2 separate regions of the Mus musculus genome follow, and region 1 is linked to region 2. A link is a contact called in ENCODE Hi-C or POLR2A ChIA-PET data. All regions are on one chromosome and are shown on one strand. Each heading gives the region's core, a stretch centred on a gene start or an enhancer-like site at or near the end of the contact. The rest is flanking DNA. Distances are from core to core; before and after follow the strand shown. Region 1 holds the start of Bclaf1 (BCL2-associated transcription factor 1). Region 2 holds the start of Mtfr2 (mitochondrial fission regulator 2).

What was found. A loop is a pair of places that touch in the nucleus more often than their neighbours do. ChIA-PET counts read pairs that join two places held with the same protein, here RNA polymerase II (POLR2A).
Region 1: a loop to region 2 is called in a map of heart, with 2.4 times the contacts of the local background. The contact joins the promoter of Bclaf1 here to the promoter of Mtfr2 in region 2. A Hi-C loop is called at or near these places in 5 of 37 maps with a recorded cell type or tissue (heart and v-Abl transformed pro-B cells). POLR2A ChIA-PET finds 5 or more read pairs at or near these places in 4 of 5 experiments (Patski and embryonic stem cell).

The regions. Positions count from the first base shown.
Region 1 is chr10:20,311,191-20,314,004 of GRCm38, reverse strand. Bclaf1 (BCL2-associated transcription factor 1) reads right to left here and starts at 1,536. Exons shown (of 13, transcript NM_001025392.1): 1 at 1,401-1,536.
Region 2 is chr10:20,346,467-20,349,184 of GRCm38, reverse strand. It overlaps Mtfr2 (mitochondrial fission regulator 2), which reads right to left and starts at 1,366. Exons shown (of 7, transcript NM_027930.3): 1 at 1,262-1,366; 2 at 750-850. The coding sequence starts at 1,274.

The DNA of each region.
Region 1 (2,814 bases), core at 287-2,786, 35 kb after region 2:
AGTGACTAACAGGTTTTTTTTCCCTTTCAATTTTTCTCCTTTTCAATTCTAATAGAAAACTTTAAATTTAAAGGTAGAAAGTACAGGTCCTCACTTTAACTAGATAAACTTAAAATATGTTGGGTATGAATTTGCACATCTATAACCCAAACACATATATACATGGAGAACCCGTAGTTCGAAGCCACTTGGACCCAAGAAGATCGTCTAGGGTACAGAAATCCAATATTCTGGTCACTCCCCAGACCAAGAAAACAAATCTTAAAACTCAGCTGGGGTGACGAAGAAGTGACGAAAAAAAAATACTATTATCCCACCACTCCCGAAGCTAAGGCAGGAGATTAACTGGGAGTTCAAGGCCAGCACTGAGTGACAGAACTATAACCTTCTTCCTTCACCCATTTATCCCCCCAATCACCGCTGCCAATATCCTCAATTTCTAAAGTGTGCTAACTCTTACCAAAAAAGGTAGCCGGGGCGGTGGTGGCGCACGCCTTTAATCCCAACACTTGGGAGGCAGAGGCAGGCGGATTTCTGTTCGAGGCCAGCCTGGTCTACAGAGTGAGTTCCAGGACAGCCAGGGCTACACAGAGAAACCCTGTCTGGAAAAACAAGAAAAAAAAAAAAAAAAAAAGGTATGTCAGCGCTTGGATTACTGAGAAAGGGCCCCTCTCTTAGTCGCATCCCGCTAGAAACTGGAACTACGCACCTACTGATCGGCTACAACAGTGAGTTGGTAGGGAGCCAAAACGAAAAACTTTGGCGCCAACACCCAGGTGTCTGCTACAAACAGATCGAAAGCCTTCATCTGATTAAGCCTGGCCTAAACCGACATATGTACCCCATAGAGGCGAGGGAGGCGGCTTAACCGCCACGCACGACGTGGCTGATTCCGTTGCTTAACTTTGTCGCAGCTCGCCGTTATCTCCTCCGAGTCCCAAAGGCTAGGACCAGGAAGGAAGACGCCTCCCCCAAGGCCAACAACAAGCAAGGCTCGGAAACTAACACACGCGGCGGCGTTGCCATGGGCAGGGAAGAAAGGGGAAAAAAGCACGCGTGCGCAGAGCCCTGGGCCGGGCGCGCGCAGGAGTCCCAGCCGAGGCCGTGGGGGAAGGGTCGGCGAGCGGTTTGCGCACGCGCACGCCGAGGCCTCCCGGGCTCCGGCCCCGAGCCAGGTTCGCAGCCCGGCCCGCTGGTGGCGCAGCTCCCCCATCCCCCCACCCCGGCGGCCCGCGGCGCCTTCCAGACCCGAGGGAGCGAGGAGGAAAACGCACGAGTAACGGCTCGGGGTCCCCGTTCCCGCCGCCGACCCGTCACCACGCGTCAGAGTTGTCGATACCCAACCGCCCTGTCGCCTCGGCTTTCTCCTTTGAGTGACTCGAATGCGGCGCGAGGCCTACCTGACACGCCGAAGCACGATGTGCGTGCAGGGTTTACCTCCGTGCTAACTACACAGCGGCCATTTCCCGACTCCAGAAGGAGAGGAAGACCATAGAGGCGGCCTCGTCGCGCTAGCTCGGCTCCGTCACTTCCGACTTGGGGCGTGGCCTTCCAGGCCGCTAAATCGCTAGGCAGGCCCCTCCCACCGTCCCGCCCAGGCGCGACTGGCGAACCGCGGTTGAGTGTAGCCCAAGGCTTTCTGGGAAGTCTCGTTGCCCGGTCTCGCGAGGTGTAGCCGACAGGGGGTGGGACAAGGGTGGGGCGGGCCCTGAAGGGCTGGCTGGCTTCTCCGCAGGCGGCTCGGCTTTGTTCGAAGAACAGTCGAGACTGATGTCCCCTGACTTCCGAGCCGCTGTTAGCGAGCCTGGCTCCTTCTGAGGCGGCGACCCAGAGCACGCCAGAAGCTCTCTCACTGAGGAAAAGGCCGGAAAACCGACGACGCAGGGCTGCGTCTGCCCGGAAGCGCCGTCCCTCGGACGCCTAACATGACAGTTACAAGGCAGTCTCTGCCGAGTGGCTTCGGGTGAACTCGCCCCCCGCCCCCTCCCGGGCCGATCGTGAGACTTGGATCGGCTGGGCGACTGCGTCACGGAATGGCTCTTAACTTCCCGGGCGCCGGAGCCTGGCCCCTGAGGCTTTCTCAGAGTTTTGTACGGATCCGGAAACCTCACGCCCTAACTGGATCTGCCAGAATCAGATTATAAACGAAGAAGCCAGGATTGAATTGAAGCAAGTTGCAGACATATTTACCTGCTGTTCTTACCAAAGCAGGACCACTCAAGGGACTAAAGCCGTTATTACGGTGTGATATTTTAGGACAACGTTAAATTCCTTGAAGGATTTCAAAGCTGTAATTGGCAGCCTGTCAGTTAAGTTCAGCATTAGAGTTTGATTCTGATCTTTAACCTTGTTCAGGGCAGCCTGTCCTCACAATCCACTCCACAGTGGAGGAAGTACCTGACTGACCAATGAATCCTGATTTTGATTGTATTTTAATTGGGCAATTGCTCCGCACCCAGCTCCCACTACCATGGTGGAAGCTATGATCTGCGCTATATGCGGGACCCTGATAGGTCTAAAGCATAAAGTAGGAGCTCAGAAAATACTTGTCAAGTAGGTGAGCTGTATTTACATGAAGCACAAAGACAGCACAACTGTGCTATTTTATATTAATGAGACAGCAGGGGCCAATAGCTCTTAATCTATTCAAAATACCAAAATCTAATCACTTTGAAGCTATTAAGTCCTGTGCAATTCTAGTATATGTTGGAAAGTTATCTTTTCATCTAAGGCAATATAATTTTTCGCTCATTAGATCCCCTGTGCTGGGCACTGAACCCGCAGAACCTGCCTGGTACGCGCTACACAATTGTT
Region 2 (2,718 bases), core at 117-2,616:
ATAGCCTGACTTTTGGAAGGCAATTTCTCAATCAGGGTTCCCTCTTCTCAGATCATTACAGTTTGTGTCAAGTTGAAATGAAACTAGCCAGTCACGATTCATCATCATTGAGGGAAGTCAGGCAGGAATAGAAGCAGAAACCCTGGCTCAGGCTCAACTAGCTTTCTTATACAGCTCAGAACTCATTATCCCAAGAATGGTATCCTCCACAGGGCTGGGCCCTACCACAACTATGAACAGTAAGGACACTCACTTAGAGACAGGGCCACAAGCCAACGTAATCTAAGCTATTTCTTGAGGTTCCTCTCCCCATAAGACTCTAATACCGAGTTGACAATAAAAACTAATCAGGGCAGAGAACATGTTCAAAATGGCACACTGTCCATCTGTAATCAGCCATTGGTAGGTGGTGGTGGGTGGTAACACCCCTGAGCAGGTGGCCCTAATTTTTATAAGAAAGCTGGTGGAACAAGTCAGTTATCAGCATTCCTCCATCAGCTCCTGCCTCCAGGTTCCTGCTTTGTTTTGAGTTTCTGTCCTAACTTCCTCCCATTGGTAGGGGGGGGGGATCAGGAGCTCAAGGAACGCCTGAACTGCATAGTGCCCTGCCTGGCTCAAAGAACAAAAACGACCCAAGAATAGCAGCAAAATCCAGACTTTTAGCCTAAGCTGCACCATATCCTGTCTCAAAGCAACGACAATAACGAGACCCAAAAATAAAGTTAGCAAAATTAATAAAAGACTTTTACCTGGTCTACGGGAACACCAAAATATTCCAGCACGTTTCTTAATATATTTAGAATGAAAGACATTGGTGAAGGAAGTTCAAGAAAACGCTGTTCGTTGGTACCTTAGAAGAGAAGTTATCAATTATTACTCTTGACAGGTAACTGCTACATAGACCGCACTAAGGAAACCACAGAGACCTTTCATGACACCATCAAGTGATTGCTCCTGGAGAGCTATTATTTTGAAGAGAGACTTAAAAGGAAAGAAAGAGCACTTTACTAAATTCCATTGCTATCTTACCGTGTGTGTGTGTGTGTGTGTGTGTGTGTGTGTGTGTGTGTGTGTAAAGGGATTGACAAGCAAATGTGCGACAGCCAAGATCACCATCCCTGGAGCTCTGCTGCCCCTGGAGAGAACCGCCCAGCCGCTCTCTTCACCCCGCGAGGAACGCCACCCGCCCGCGCTTCCGTCCGTCCGTCCGTCACCGGCCACCGACCGGAAGCCGAGGCCTAACGGAGCCCGTGCCACTCACCATCCCGCGGCATTGCACGGCGCCAGGCGGCCGGGGAAACTCTCCGGACGCGACCTACAGCCGCAGAGTAGCTTCTTCCCGGAATCGCTCGCCGCTTCCGACTCGACCCCAGCCTGGAATATCAAGCTTCGCGGGCCGGAGTTCGGAGTCTATCCCTATTGGACGCCGCCGGAGGACGCCGCCGGTGATTGGAAGGGTAAGAGCCAATAGGCGCATTCGAAAGGCGCATGCGCACCGTGCCCCCAGCATTCGGAATTGTGTCTTCTGCCTTTGCAACTTGTGCTTCACTCAGTCCTTTGCCAGTAAGGTGTCAAGCCTTCCCAACATTCAACAAAGAATCCGCCCACTTGTAATTGTTTAGTCATTCTGCGAAAATATCTAGCCGTTATGCTAAATGCTGGGATTACTCATGTTGAGCCACACTGTCCAGTCTAGTTGTTTACATGTCTTAGTGTGTGCACGCTACACATGCACATGCCAAAGTACCTGTTTCAAAGCCAAAGGACAATTTGTGTAGGATCCACGGATAGAACTTGAGACCTCAGGTTTGGTAGCAGGCTGCTTGAGCCATCTCGCTGACCCTAAGGCTTTTTTACACCTTTACCTTTCAAACTTTTGAAAGCTAATGAAAAGCAAAAAAGCTTTAATTAATCAAAACCAAAACAAAACCAAAAAACCCTTGTTTTGTATTGACAGTAAGAGATTATGGAAAGCAGAGTTATATACACTGGTCATAGCTATACTCACCACAACCCAATTCACAAATTGATATTTAATTGTAGTAATGTATTTAATTACAAAACCTCAGTTAAATAACTAAAGATTTGGCATGTCATGAGGACATGAGCATTAAGTTTTGAAATTCTTACATTTTCTTTTCCTTTCTTAGGAATGTTTTAATAATCTTAACAATTGCTGGGAGTGGTTGGCGCATGCCTTTAATCCCAGCACTCGGAGGCAGAGACAGGCGGATTTCTGAGTTCGAGGCCAGCCTAGTCTACAAAGTGAGTTCCAGGACAGCCAGGGCTATACAGAGAAACCCTGTCTCAAAAAACCAAACAAAACAAAAAACAAAAACAAATTACATATATATAAATATATGTATATATATAACATATATATATGAATATATGTATATTCTTAAAAAATAATAAGGCTGGGCATGGTGGTGCACGCCTTTAATCCCAGTACTTGGGAGGCAGAGGCAGGTGGATTTCTGGGTTCGAGGCCAGCCTGGTTAACAGAGTGAGTTCCAGGACAGCCAGGGCCACACAGAGAAACCCTGTCTCAAAAAAACCAAAAATAAAAAATAAAAAATAATACAGCATTTCTGAAAAGAAACAACCAAGACTGTATAAACTCTCTGGAGAAATGTGTTTTTTGGTTTTTGGTTGTTTTGGTTTGTTATTAATGTTTTGGGACATGATCGGAAATTAAAGAAAGTTGGCTTTGAAATG